Linked DNA regions of Homo sapiens: regions 2 and 3 are each linked to region 1. The links are chromatin loops, found by intact Hi-C in ENCODE. Cell type or tissue: heart left ventricle. All regions are shown on one strand. Region 1 overlaps SLC24A3 (solute carrier family 24 member 3). Region 2 overlaps RIN2 (Ras and Rab interactor 2). Region 3 overlaps RIN2 (Ras and Rab interactor 2).

Region 1 (5,000 bases):
ATTGCACCACTGCACTCCAGCCTGGACAAAAGAGTGAGACTCTGTCTCAAAAAAAAAAAAAAAAAAAAAGGAAAATTAAGACCAGCTAAAATGTGGGTGATCTTTATTTGACTGCCTTTGTTCCTCAAAATCATTTTTAAAAAACACCTTTATATTTGTTATATTTGCTGCATTACATTTAAATATATGATTCAGATAATGCTCATTGAATTTCTGCTTTTAAGGTTCTGTTGTTACAAAGGGGCAATAACTTAAAGAAAGCATATATGTCATTGAAAATGATGTTTTCCAGATATAATGCCCTCCCAGTGTCCAGTCAGAAATTTTTAAAGCAGTTGATAAAAACTCAAAATTCACTGGCACTAACTTACACTTCTTACAACTTTGTCTAATCAATATCATTTTCCAAGCTCTTGCACTCGTAAATTCTGACTTCATTTTTTTCTTCCCTCTTTTTTTTTATTTTCTGAAGAATGTGAAAGAGCCAAGTTGGGATCATTTCTCTTCCTCTTCCTGTGTTTCTTCGTAATCTTTGATTGGGTGTGTATTTTAAACTAAACCGAGTTACTCTGTCCGTTTGAGGGCATCAGCCATATGGAAGGCCGTTGAGGGGATTCTAGGAGGTTCCACATGGGTAAATGCCTTATCAGCACATTGCGGGATTTAGGAATGTGCCAAATTCCAGGATGCATTTGGGATCCAAAGAGCTGGCCATATCCTGGATTCTGCAGCATCTGGAAGCCCCTCTCCAAACAACTCTCAGCCAGGCTTCTTGATTTACAAAGCAAGCACAGTCTCTATGTTCTCATCATTCACTTGACCATCTCCAAAGCTTAAATCTAACAAGACTCATAGCAGCTAATAGGAAAACACTTCTCTTTTCTTACTATTTTTTTTGTTTGTTTGCTTTACTCTGTACTTGTAAATTGGATAGCCTTAGATTCTCAAAACCAAGTAATTTTCTTTGGTCTGTCTGATTAGATTGTTCATAATAACATTATTACTACTACTGTTACTGATATTTACTGAAAATGCAATATAAGCCCTGCACTATCCCTGCCTTTCAATCAGGTGCTAAACAAGTGAGAAGACCCCTGTTCTCATAGACTTTATTCTAATTTGAGGGAGACTGAAAATAAATTAAGAAACAACCCTGATGGTTTAAGACAGGAAATATTCGCATGAAACAAATAAAAATATTTGCTATGAAACAAATAGAAAAGCTGGAGTGAGATGATGAGAGTTATATTTAGATTTATCTGAGGGCTCAGTGACATTCGAGCAGTGAAGTGGCCTGCGTGACAGGGCAGATTCTGCCATGAGAAGATCCAGGCAGAAGACCTGCGAGGGCAAAGTCCTTGAGGCAGGAAAAGGCTTGGAGTGTCTGAGGACAGAAAGTTAGCCAAGACCAGGGAGTATGTGAGCAGGGAGAGTGGCAGGTGCGGCAAAATCAGGCAGTGCCTTACAGACCATGGTGGGGAGACCTGATTTTACTCTAAGGGCAGTGGAGGCCAGTGGAAGGTTCTAGAACAATTTGGTTTTTGAGACTCTTTCCTCTGGCTACTGGTAGCAAACAGATGGAGGTAGGATAGGCATTGGAGCAGTAGTCCCCGTAGGAAGCCAGGTTGTCAGCCAGGCCTTGGTGAACCTGGCCCCAGCGGAGGCTGTGGGGATGATGAGATGGTGGGAATGTCCTGTCAGGTTGCCAGGGTTGGCTGTGGGGGATAAAAGAAAGGGAAAGATCAAGAATGACTCCCAGGATTTTGACAGGAACGACTTGTGAGCTCATGTTGTCCCAGCCCTCATCCTAATATCATCTCATTTAATTCTCCCAGCAACTCTGTGAGCTCGGTGCTGCTGTATACACATTTTCACAGATGAAGAAACTGAGGTGTAGAGAGTTTAATTAACTGAGTCTTTCAACTCATAAGCCACAGAGCAGGGACCGGAGCCCAGCACCATCTAATGAGAAACCCCTCTGCCTCCCATAGACACTGTGCCTCGGCCCTTTAAGAGAGGCCAGAGGGTGCCAGAAATAATGTTAGATACTTTTTCTATCTATGCAGTTTTAAGAAACTATTTGGAGATTGGTAGGATATATGAAACAAATACTGGATACTGGTCTAAAATTATAAAATACATTTTATTAAACATTTAATTACTGTTCAAATGTTATAATATAAAAATTCCTCCTTAACTCTGGTGGGAATATAAAATGGTTCAATCATTTTGGAAAACTGGCAGTTTCTTATAAAGTTAAATAAATACCCACCTTATGACTCAGCAATTTTCCTGGGTCTTCGTCCAAGAGAGATGAAACATGACCACAAAAAGACTTGTACAACAATGTTCATAGTCACCTGGCTTGTAATACCCTCAAACTGGCAACAAACAAATGCTCACCCACCGCCATATGGATAACAAATCGTAGCACATTCATAGGAGGGAATACTACACAGCAATTAAAAGGAATGGATCACGCAACATGAATGAATCTCAATCACATTATGTTGAAAAGAAGAAGGAAGGCACGAAAACATCCTATATGGTTTTATTTGAAGTTGGAGAACAGTAAAAACAATATCTATGGTGGTAGAGGGTGAGGGTTTGACTAGAAAGAGGCACAGCAAACTTTCTGGAAGGTAGAGGCACTGTGTATCTGGATTGCATTGAGGAATACATGGAAATATGTATGCATATTTATTTCTAGAGGTGAATTAGCAGTTAATCAGGTTAGTAATACAGGTCTAGGGAGAGCCTTCAAATCCTCTTTGAAGATTCCGGCGCGCTGACCGACGATGCTGAGAAATTCCACCAGGTGGCGCTGCGTCCGCTGACGCTTTATTATCGGGCGAAAACGTGGAAAACAGAAGCCCACTGGAGGTCTTCCTAGCTCCCCACCCCCATTTCGACCCCCTGCACCTACACACATTCCACCTCTTTTTTGACCTGAGTATCCTCCTCTCTTTTCCCACCTGGCCATCTGCCAAACCATCCCCCTAGCCTGGTATTACTAAGAAGTGATTCACCCTCTCATTTCGGAGACCTAATCAGCAGGTGGGCAGTGGGTAATTTTTTTTTTAATTCTGTTTGGTGTTGCATGTCAGGTTTCGTTGGTGATGGAAAGTCATTTGAATGTTTTAGAAAAAGAGCAATATAATAAGGTTTAATTCTGGGGAAAGCAGTACAGACACTTGGCAGAGCAAAGAAATAAAGCTAACTGGGGTTCTTTGTTATTTTTTTTTTATTTCTTTTTGGCCTTTTTCATTTTTCCAGCGGGTAAACTGGAAACAGTGAAATGGGCGTTCACCTGGCCGCTGAGTTTCGTCTTATACTTCACTGTACCCAACTGCAACAAGCCGCGCTGGGAGAAATGGTTCATGGTGACGTTTGCTTCCTCCACGCTGTGGATCGCAGCCTTCTCCTACATGATGGTGTGGATGGTGAGTGCAATCGGGACCCCATGGCACTGTTAAATCTCTTTAGAGAATAAAGAAGGGAATAAGAGTCAGGGTTTCAGCCGATAACTGTACTAGTCAGCTATTGCTACAATAAGCTGCACAACGAACCACTCCTAAACTTAGTAGTTTAGAATTGCAGGCATCGATTCTCCTGCTCACACGTCTTCATGTTGACTGTGGATTCATTAATCTTAGCTGGGACCTGCTATGCAGCTCTGCTTCAGGCTTCAGGGTGGTCATGTTTGATTCAGGCAGCAGGTGGGGTCCATGTCTACTCCACGTGTCTGCTCATTTTCTTTGTACCAGAGGCTAGCTACCTGGGGTATGCTCTTCTCACAGTGCATCATTAGAATGCAAGAGAGTACGTGGAAACACGAAATGCCTCCAGGATCTTCGCCTGGCCCTGACTTACCATCACGTCCACACACATTTTACTGGCCAAGCCCCACATCAATGGCATGGGGGAAGTGTACTCCACCTGCTCCAGTGGGAAGAACAGCCATGTCACAGGGCAAAGGACATGGAGGAAAGGCACAAAGAATTGGGAAATGATGATCAATCCCTATCGGCATCTTAGTTTCTTCAGCCAGACAATGAGGCATTGTATGAGGTGATCACTCAAGGGTCCCTTCTGAGGCTAAAATAATGACTCAGTGATTCACATTGGTTGATTGACATTGACTGATATTAGTTGATTGACATCGATTCAGTGGCTTTGACCTTAACAAAGCCATTTTAGGAAACCCAGCCTTCCAGAATGCATTACCCATTTATGGCTATACTTTTTAACTGGGGAGAAATTCCAAATCATTAGGATTGGACAGAAATTAAAAAGCATGGCAAAATGATGCAAATCCAAATTAATCTTGCCTTGAGTGTTGGATAGAAATGTAATATAAATTCTGGAGAATTAAACTCAAGAGCTAAAAAGAAGGTTATGAAAAAGATATTTTGGTAAGAACAAAAATACCCAGAAAAATTTTGCTACATGGGTTGCAAATTTGTAAACCTGACACAACTAATTCATAATCATCTCTTTCCTCAATATCACAAACATTTTTTTAAAACCCAAGTTTTATAGCCAGGGGTTTCTCCCTCATCCTGCATTCACTAATGTTTTCATCTGACATATGCACCAAGAGCCACCTCCTATCTGGATTTGGGGGACAGTGTTGGCTGTCCCTGACCTTAAGGTGCTACATGATTTTCTGTGCAGCCCCCTAACCAGCGGGCTAACTGACCTGACTCATCTGAGGTTCAACTTCCTTCTGTTTGCTTCCTTTTCCTCCAGTGGAGGTTCTAATAAGTCCCAATCAATGCCCAGGAGTAGGGAGAAAACTAGGAGAAGCCGGAGACCTGGTCCCAGCCACCTGAGCAGTCTGCTCCCCTGAACTCCAGACCCAGCCACAAACATGATCATGAAAATGATGAACCAGAGGCCAAGACTGGCTGAGCCAAACCAGGTTCCTACAGGGACTGAGCTGAGGGTTAAAAAGGAAAAACAAGGTTTGGCCAGGACGCTGGTAGCTCCATTTGATC
Region 2 (5,000 bases), 300 kb after region 1:
CCTTCTCCTTACACATAGCTTAGGTATTTTACATGGAAATGATTAGGATGTTTGGCACAGTAGTGCACAGCCTTGAAACGCAGAAATAACTGGGACTCTATGTGAGCTTATCTTTTCAAAGGAGAACAAATCAGGGCCTGTGCACTGTGAATCCTCTTAATCCATTTTTATATATCCAGATAAAAGCCCAGACAAGCCCTGGGGGGGATTGTCACGGTTTCGTTTTTTTTTTTCCCGTGAGTTTCAGTCTGGGCTTGAGTAGAAAGGTCCATCTCTGACAGGATTCCCTAAGGAATGAGTCATCCCAGCATTTTCCCTGGAGGGAATGAAATGCATTTTTACCACCCCCAGAATGTGCCCCCTTAGTCTCCTCAGTCCTGTAATGTGAATTCACCAGGCCTTAACTTTTCCTGTCGGAGGGACCGCCCTCCTTGGAGCCCGATTATGCCCTTCCCACGTGACCATGGGTAGTGCTGACTCAGGATGGGGGATGAATATCTCTCCTCCCGTACCCGATCCCAGGCAGGTATGAATGGGCCTCTTTCATGCTTTCACCCTTTAGCCTCTTCTGTCCCCTTATTAATATTACTAACCATGGAACCAGACACTCCCCGATGAGCCTCCAAGGCCCTCCCTGGAGCTTTTCTTGCCTGCTCTGCCCTGGGATTAGACAGGACAAGGCCAAACATGTGGTTTTGCCCAGGGACCAAGAGAAGCATGTTAGTCTACATAGCATGCTTTCCTTCCTTCCACTGTAATGTTTGTTATTAATACAGTTTGGGGTTTGGTTATTCTTTTTCGAGCTTCGATCATGTTTAATTCTAGTAATATAAGTATGTAGAGCTCTTAGGGCTTTGGGGAAAAAGACACGCCGGTTTCACTTAGAAAGTCGATTCTGTTGCTGACAATGTGCACTCAGGACAAACATTGCTTGTATCTTGTGGCTCAAGGATAGAAACAGCTACTTCCTGCCCCTTTCCCAGATTGGCCCAGGGCAAGGCCCTGTGTTGATGACTAATGGACAGGTGGCTGTCTTCTCCTCCACGAATCCCACAAGAAAGACAAGGGCACAGCTAGTGAGGATACAAAAGCTGCTGGTGAGCTCGCACTTAAATAGAGCCTGCTTCCACTTAACCGTGTCTGGGGCTTCTTGGCTGCCTTCCTTGGGAAGTAGGCGGCCCAGTTGGGTTGGCTGTGATCACAGACCAGGCCTGCACAGCATCGAACTGAAGCTATGCAGCCTGGGAGGAAGAGGCTACTGAGCAGTGGCAAAAATACAGATTGGACTTTTCCGTGCCTGCCCAAAGTCCTCTTTGGTTTGCGGGGTAGCAGCCACGTCTGTTTTCCGCTGTTTAAGCAGGTATTCTCATTTACCAAAAAGGCGTCATAGAATCCCTTAGAAGTGCACAGCTCTTGTGGTAGGGTTATAGTCTTGCTGAAATTTAAAACCTTCTCTAATTGCATCCACATGTTTCAAAGTGTGGTCAATTTTGTGCTTCCAGCATTTGAGTTTTCTCCTTAGCGTCCTGAACAGATGAGAGCTAGGGAGTCTAAAATTTGAAGTCCAAAGGAGCCCCCCTCCACCCCCACAAAGATTGTAACAGTTCTCCGAGTCCTTGCTCAAATCCTGACCCTCCATACGGCCTTTCCTGAATACTTATGTTCATATTGATTTCTCCTGAAATTCTCCATGTAGCATCTGTATTCTGGATTACTGAGTTTCACACACAGTCACATGCTGATTTGTTTGTGGGGCGAATATTTGGTAAAGATCAACAATTCAAAACTCTTAACTAGGGTGATTATACTGTAGGTGGCAAGGTCTGGAAAACCCTTCAGATCACTCTATACACAAAAAGCTTGACATGTGATCAATGGAAAGTGCATGGCTCAGGGTGACCCAGATTATGCCGCGGGAAAAAATAACCTCAAGTCTTCATCTGCAACCTGAAAACAAGAAGGGTATTTTTCTTTCTCGTGTTCATGTCCAGCACGAGTTTGCAGGGCGTGTGGCTCCTGATCCACATGGAGGGGACAGTTGCCATCTTGCATATTGCCACTTATTGACCAGAGAGAGGCTTCTGCAGGGTCTCACATGAATAAAGCTAAATACTTTGGCCCTAAAGGTGACACTTCTGCACAAAACTCATTTCGCCAAACTAACTTCTGGTCCCTGCAGGAATAAATTGCCAGTGTCTGTTTTTTTTTTAAAAAAAAAAAAAAAAACAAAACACATTCATAAACTTCTGGAGAGTGGGGACTCAGATTCTATTTCTTACAAACCTACTTTCTTCTCTGTAGCTGTGGCTCACAGTAGAGATTCAATGAGTATTTTGACAAAGAATGTCTCTAAATCTAAAATATGCTGTGCCCAATTAGGGAATTTTTAATAAACATTCAGGGCGACCCCTAGTGGCTCTTCAGCGCAGAGACCATAAGTTCCTCCCCAGGCACCTAATTATATGTTAGGACAAAAACTATGAAGGAATACATACACATCTTACAGTGTCGTCAGCCCTTTTTACACTCCTCAAGAACATAAGAGATCATTCCTAAATACACCATCACAGGAACATCACTTTCCTGTAAATTATTTTATCCTAAATGCCAGATGTTATGTTAGTCCCAAAGGAAGGGGGGGGTAAGAAAGGGAATCAAGGGAGAGAAATTATTTTTGAAGTGTCCACATTTTTGCGAACAGTTCTTTCAAAGTGTATAGTTTACTTAAGATTTAGAAAATACTCATTGCGTTTTTTCCTTTTTACTTTTTTTTAAACCAAATTCTTGTTTATCAGAGATAGAAAATATCAATTTCTAAAAGAAAAAGCCAAGAGCAAGTGTTGCCACGAGTCTGGACTGATGGAGGGGATACTGGCCTTGGATCACCTCACACGCCTGACTTTCCCCCCACCTCCCCGTCAGGCCTTAATACCCCAACTACTCCTGGCAAACATTTTTCATAATTGCACTTTAATAATTTCGGCTGGGCATGGTGGTCATGCCTGTAATCCCAGCACTTTGAGAGGCCGAGACAGGTGGATCAGTTGAGGCCAAGGTTCAAGACCAGCCTGGCCAATATGGTGAAACCCCATCTCTACTAAAAATACAAAAATTAGCCAGGCGTGGTGGTGCATGCCTTTAATCCGAGCCACTCGGGAGGCTGAGGTGGGAGCGTCGCTTGAACCTGGGAGGCGGAGGTTGCAGTGAGCTGAGATTGTGCCACTGCACTCCAGCCTGGGTGACAAAGCAAGACGCCGTCTCAAAAACAAACAAACAAAAAAACAAACAAACAAAAAAAACACTTTAGTGGCTTGGTCAGTCTCACGCACTAGAATGGAAATCCCATCATTGAAAAACAGGAACCTTGTCAGCCTGGCTTGTCTGTGCCCCCTTGGCCCCTCCCAGGCCTGGGTCGCTCCAGAAATCTCTGTGGGATGGCTGTGTGAAGGGATGGATGGAGGAGTGAGTGCCATGCTCTTGGGTGTGTGCTTCTGTGATCCCACAAGGAAATGCATGTTGAAGAAATACTAAAAATACAAAACATGCCTTCTAACGCTGGCATCCCCTGTTATCACCCGTGAGCGGAGGTTGGCACTGGGAGGACCCACTCTTTCTGCTCTTTTCAGGAGGCTATTACTTGACAAGCGCATATGGAGCACTTTCTCTGATAAAGAATTTCCAAGAAGAACAAGCAGCGCGACTGCTCAGCTCAGAAACCAGAGACACCCTGAGGCAGTGGCACAAACGGAGAACCACCAACCGGACCATCCCCTCTGTGGACGACTTCCAGGTGTGCAGCTGGCCACCCCTTTGCTTCCTTCGTCCTCCAGGAATGCGGAGCTGGCTCACCCAGCACATCCCAGCTCAGAGGTCCCCACTGTGTTGAATTATTTGGCAGGAAAGGGATATCTCAAACCACCCTCTGGCCTTGTTACACTGATCTGTTTTCTTTACATTTATATACGCATGGGATACTTGGCCCAAGTTTTGCTGTCTTTAAGAAAACCAAGTTGAATTAAGGCAGAATCTCTGCCCAATCAAGCAGACGATAAGTCAAAAAGGAGGAGGAAGCACTTGGCACAGACGTTGGAGATTTTGTTTCATCAGGAAACAGCCGCTGTGTTACGCGATGCAATTGGCCTAGTTTCTCTTTGGGAAGAGGGAGAGGAACAGCGATGTCTCCTTCCCTTTTCTCTCGCCCACTCTCCAAAACAGAAGACCCCAGAATCTCAGCAGCAGCAGCAACAGCTATGGCAGCCGTCCACGGCGCAGAGTGACCAGGCGAGCATCTGAGCGAGTCCTGCTCAGGTTCCCTGGCCAGGGCTTTTCCTGACCGTGAGCTGCTGCTTGGGAATGTGGGACTCCCAGTGAGCTTGTTTCTTAGAATGGACAGGTGGGTTAGGGCTATAGAAATCTTTACCCAAGGCCAGGCATCAGGGCTCACGCCTGTAATCCCAGCACTTTGGGAGGCCAAGGTGGGCAGATCACCTGAGGTCAGGAATTCGAGACCAGCCTGGCCAACACGGTGAAACCCTGTCTCTACTAAAAATACAAAAATTAGCTGGGTGTAGTGGCAGGCACCTGTAATCCCAGCTACTTGGGAGGCTGAGGCAGGAGAATCGCTTGAACCCAGGAGATGGAGGTTGCAGTGAGCCGAGATCACGCCACTGCACTCCAGCCTGGACAACAGAGTGAGACTTAGTCTCAAAAAAGAAACAAAGAAATCCTTACCCAACACAATTCCTGATTTGCTCATTGTCTATGAAATAATGAGTGAGTTGGCAAATGTCTGCAAATAATATTTTGAAGGTTTTAAATTAAATGATAAAACCTTCCTGTGGTTTGTTTCTATGTTCCCCATGATGAGTTTCCAAGCAGGGATGTGGAAAGCAAGACAGATTTGTCTACACATCCAGATTCACCTGCTTTTTTTTTTTTCTTAAGACAGAGTCTCGCTCTGTCACCCAGGCTGGAGTGCAGTGGTGGCACGATCTCTGCTC
Region 3 (5,000 bases), 93 kb after region 1:
CTACCTGTATGCTGGCTGTCCAGCTCAGGCCTGCAACAGGAGGAGCCTAGAATGCCTAGCAGCTTTGGACAGTGAGTGTCTGAAGACAAGCTTAAACCATTTCCATCTCTCTTAATATGTGACCCCACCCAGGAATTCAAAGCAGCGGCCGCCTATGGTCAGTGGTGGGTTCTCTTGAGTGCCCCACGTTGGTGGTGGGTGGGAGTCTATAAATCCCAGCTCTCGCTCATCCTGGTGGTAGTGTGTTGCTGTATCAGATCATAACACAACAAATATTTGTTATATTAGAGTTGTAACTGGAAAAACTTTCTGTGTTTAACAGGGTTTATATTCATACGGTTTTCTCAAACTAAATTCCTGCTCATTTATTAATCCCACAAACATCAGCAGAGAAGTTACTGTGTGCACAGGCCTTTGTCATGGACTGTAGATGGCCTTCCCCATCACTGCCCCTTTGAGTCTCAGCCATGCCACACCAGGGTTCTCTGCAAACTCTCATCAGGGCCTTCTCCTGAGCTTCCCTAGACCCCCAGGTTTTTGGGCGTCCCCTCTCATTCCTGCCCTGTTTGGATGGGGACCCAGCTGGGGCTGTCTCTGACCTGGGTGATTCCTGTCCAGGCAAAGGCTCTGGGTGGCTGGAGGTGAGGCCCTGAGCTGGGGAGCTGTCTGGATCTGAATTCCTCCCGAAGCCGGCTCTGAACAAGGATTTGATTAGAATGCAAGTAGTTGATGGGGAAGGCGGTCCCAGGAAACCCCTAGGAAAGTGGGGAGGTGAGGCAAGGGAGGGAGGCAACAATATGGAGTGTATTATCAATAATTTACCCCATGGACAGCTAGAGCTTACCCCTGCCGGGAAGCTGACTATCCCACGAGGGGTGGAGGTGTGGGAGGTGCAGGGCAGGTGTTCACACTCGCTCTCATCAGTTGTAGATTGAGGGCTACTGGGGTCTGGGAACTGATTCCCAGCATTTCAGGCCTCTCCCTGGGAAAAGCTCATTCCAAGAGCCAGAGGAACCCTCAGGCAAGGAGACGGGGATGCTGGCTGTGTGGAGTCCAGCAGGCTGTCGTGGAAGAGGGGACACGAGCAGCACCTGCAGTGTCTACTCCAGGGCCGAGGCCAGGTTAGCACAGTGAGACACTGACGGACACAGTGTGTCAGAGCAGGGCTGGCACGTGGCACCGGATGGCGCTGCTTGAAATTGGCCAATTGCCTGCTACCCCAAGGCAACTGGAAAATCACATGCGGCTTTGCCAGCAACTCCTGCAACCTGTAGTTTTATTCAGGACAGCAGATGCTATCAAGGGTGCTGTGCCCTTTGCTGATGCAGTTGATGTAGGAAGTTTGCTTGTTTTGGTGATGGCTGATGATATCTAAGAATTGTAGCTTCAAGTATGCTATAGTGGTCAGAAAGGAATTTAAACAATTATGTGTGTGTGTGTGTATGTGTGTGTGTATGCATTTAGTTATTACAAAGGGTTCCTTGTTTAAAAAGCTATATATACTGTTGCACTAAGAAATGCTTGTATTGTGAAGAGCAAATAGATTTGGGTAAATGGATGTTTTAGCACAGTAAATGGCATTATTATTTAAACACATAGGGAACTCTGAATTTCAGTAGAATAATGGTGGTTGCCTGCATCCAAATCTCTTACCATAACTTAAAAAAATTTACCCAAATCAACAAATAGAGCAAATAAAACCATTGTTTACACAAGCCCTCAGGATTACTAAGAGACAAAATTCTACAGACTTCAAATTTCCTGTAAGTAGTGAGAGAAGTATCCAGGTCCAGCCAGGCAGGCTCCGGAGCCCGCCCCTGTCTAGAGCATTGGGCGGGGACCACAGAGGACAAGTGGAGAAGGGCAGGAGTGTGCATAGCCCGGGGTGATGCAGCCCAGATCACATTACCCCTGGAAGGACAGGCCCCATCCTGAGTGGGAATACCAGACAGTGTGAGACTGGAGGCTACAGCCGTAGGAAAGGCGAGGTTACTGGGAGAGAGGAGGGAAACTAGGAAGGGCACTGCCCCTTGGAGACTTGGTGATATCCAGAAAGAAGGCAAAAAGAATAAAATAAAGGGTCCTTCAGAGATCAAAGAAAACCGCAAAATCAGACATGCTTCCCCTCTTCCAGAGTAAGCACAATAAAGAAATTACACTTCACTCTATCAACGGTAGAGGGCGCATCTGAATCAAGAAACCTGGCTAACCACCCACACGCTGTCCCCTGCCTACATCAACTCTCACTCACGATCCAGTAAAGAAAATAGATGACAAAAGGAGCAGAAAGTGGCAGACAACGTGCAAGCAAAGCTGCAATCAGAAGAAACGAGTTTGTGAATCTAAGCATTTCAGCTAGTCAATGTTCTCACCCCTCTACATACACACACACACACACACACACACACCAGAGCAAAAGAAAACTAATGACATTCCACCACTAATTAAATGTCCTAACATAAGAACTTTCATATGCTAAAAAACCCAACCTTTAATAAAAAAATCAGAACTAAAATGGGCAAAACCCAGGATGAAGTGAAATGAGAGTTGACTGAACTCCGGAGAGGAAATGGGGAAATTCAGTTTGCAGATGCTTTTGTGCTGCCAGGCAGGACATCCTTTCAGTGGACAGTAGATGGACAAGAACTGTTGCCTTTTCCCATCCACAGGCCTATGTTTTCTAAACCCCAGCCCAAGGCAAGCATTTCTTATCCATAAGCGTACTGGCTATTTCAGTGGGGAACATTGTGCAAGGCCAATGTTGGCTATCATTTTTACTTGCCAAGTTCTCTATTATATGAGACTAGGAAATACCCAAATACTTTCCCAGGGAAGATCAAGTTGAGTGGATTAAACTTTCCAAGGAGAGCTTCATTCTCCTTGGTAATATGTCAAACTTTCAGAGATAAACTTTTCAGAGATGTTTTCAAATTGTAATGAATGACTACCATAAATGATGCCGTATTTTATACTTTAAAAAGTAATTTTCATACATTATATTCATCATTAAAGTTGTATATATGTCAAAGTAACACATGTGATAGTTTCTTCCCTGCCTCTGTGTGACCACAAGCAGCTTAGAAATGCTTCGCCTTGGTTTATACATGTGAAAAATGAGAATGGGAATGGCTTCCCCCTCTGTGAGATTTCCAGTGCATTGCTAACTTCAGTCTGTGGGACAGATTGTATTTTTCTAAACATAGCCACAATGTCATCACCCATCCCACACCTTCTCCTAGGCACCTCCTTATCAAGAGGTAAAGTTGAATGCCTGTCTCTTGAGTCTGAGTGGGTTTGTGTCTCACTTGTACCCAATAGAATGCAGCAGAAATAATACTGCATTACTTCTGAGGATAATTTGGAAAGAAAAAGATAGTGCAATTTCCACCTTGCTGTCTGGTACATTCTTGCTGGAGTGCTGAGCTGCCATGCAAGCAGTTAGACTGTTCTGAGGCTACCATGCTATGAGGAAACCCAAACTAGCCCCGGGCAAACAGATCACATGACAAAGCCCTGAAGCTACATGAAGAAAGAGAGAGATACCGTAGCAGTCTCCAGCTGTTCCAGCCATACCTTCCCGTTCCCCACCCCCACACACTCTGCCTTTTGTTCCAGTTCCAGTTACCATCTGGCTGCAACCACATTTGAGACTCTGAGCCAGAACAACCCAGCCAAGCCCTTCCTGAATTCCAGACACTCAGAAACCATGGCAATAATAAAATGATTATTGTTTTAAGCCACTGAGTCTTGCGGTGACTAGTTATATAGCAATAGATAATGAGGATGCATGAAGCGTGAAGATGCATGAAGCCATCATTTCTAGGGAAAGTGTAGTGACTATGCCTAATACCTTTTGCGGTAGTGCTGTTTTGGATAATTTTTATAGCGGAAGTTGATAGGACAGAACATGTCTCTTTGGGGAAGAATTATATTCCTCTCTAGATTTAGCTTACATGCTAACCTTTCCAGTGGAAAAGAATTGAGTTATTTTCCAGTGATTTTCTGTTTTTGTACTTGCAAAGCTTTATGTATCTATTGCTTTTGGTGAAAGTAAATGATAGGATAGGTTACTGGAGAGCTATTTATTTTGTTTCTGGATGGGATAAAGCTAAAAGGACATAGGGACTAAAAATGTGGCTGCTGGTCTCAAGGATTTCTAATGAAACCCAACATTGGGTAGCTCTCAAGTTAATTCTATGGTGAGCAAACATATTTAACATTCTAGGCCATAATAAAGACAAATGACTGTCTGGGCACAGTGGCTCATACCTGTAATCCCAGCACTTTGGGAGGCCGAGGCAGGCAGATCACAAGGTCAGGAGTTCGAGACCAGCCTGGCCAACATGGTGACACTCCATCTCTACTAAAAAAATACAAAAATTAGCTGGGCATGGTGGCGTGCAGCTGTAATCCTAGCTACTTGGGAAGCTGAGGCAGGAGAATTGCTTGAACCCAGGAGGCAGAGGTTGCAGTGAGCTGAGATCGCACCAGTGCACTCCTGCCTGGGCGACAGAGCAAGACTCCATCTTAAAAAAAAAAAAAAAAAAAAAAAAGAGAGAGAGAGAGAGAAATGACCTCAAATGCGGGGCTAGAGGGAGAAGATTTTATTCCTGATGGCAAAAGTGTAGTGATTAATGTCATGGAGTCAGATGGTTTGAATCCTGGCTCCCTCACTTACTGGCTGTGTGACCACAGGCAAGTAAATTTATCTCTCATGCCTTTGTTGCCTCATCTGTTGTTATGAAGGTTATGGCAAGGATTGGATGAAATAATAGACATAAATGGCTTAATACAATGTCAAGCATATACTGAGTGCTCAATAAGTGGTAGCTAGTGCTATCATTATGTTATGCTTTCTGGATTTTGTATTTTAAGCTCCAGGTCCAGAGACATAGATCTAGTAAGGGGAGGATAGACAGTTCAGGTATTAAACTGCTTGACTCAAGCATGTGCTTACTGGCAACCATGTTACTACCCTATGCATTACACAAGACAATCTC

The links. A loop is a pair of places that touch in the nucleus more often than their neighbours do. Peaks named below come from ENCODE experiments on the same cell type or tissue, not always from the same donor. Only the 100,000 strongest peaks of a DNase experiment are listed, where the experiment ranks them.
Region 2: it touches region 1 in a loop (16-fold over the local background); 93 of 110 quality-filtered maps call a loop at or near these places.
Region 3: a loop joins it to region 1, with 9 times the contacts of the local background. A loop is called at or near these places in 59 of 110 quality-filtered maps.

The regions. Positions count from the first base shown.
Region 1 is chr20:19,689,983-19,694,982 of GRCh38, forward strand. SLC24A3 (solute carrier family 24 member 3) reads left to right here. Exons shown (of 17, transcript NM_020689.4): 13 at 3,277-3,443. Among named protein-coding and RNA genes, the nearest start is that of RIN2, 66 kb to the right of the region's middle. In heart left ventricle, a CTCF peak has its summit at 3,011; a DNase peak (open chromatin) is centred at 2,819; H3K27ac peaks cover 702 bases.
Region 2 is chr20:19,993,053-19,998,052 of GRCh38, forward strand. It overlaps RIN2 (Ras and Rab interactor 2), which reads left to right. Exons shown (of 13, transcript NM_018993.4): 12 at 3,627-3,790. Among named protein-coding and RNA genes, the nearest start is that of NAA20, 22 kb to the right of the region's middle. RefSeq lists an enhancer at 1-824. In heart left ventricle, a CTCF peak has its summit at 2,417 (motif pointing left); DNase peaks (open chromatin) are centred at 1,189 and 3,788; H3K4me3 peaks cover 1,008 bases; H3K27ac peaks cover 3,366 bases.
Region 3 is chr20:19,782,894-19,787,893 of GRCh38, forward strand. All of the region lies in intron 1 of RIN2 (Ras and Rab interactor 2), which reads left to right. Among named protein-coding and RNA genes, the nearest start is that of RIN2, 27 kb to the left of the region's middle. In heart left ventricle, a CTCF peak has its summit at 2,158; DNase peaks (open chromatin) are centred at 611, 1,158, 1,851 and 3,588; H3K27ac peaks cover 4,550 bases.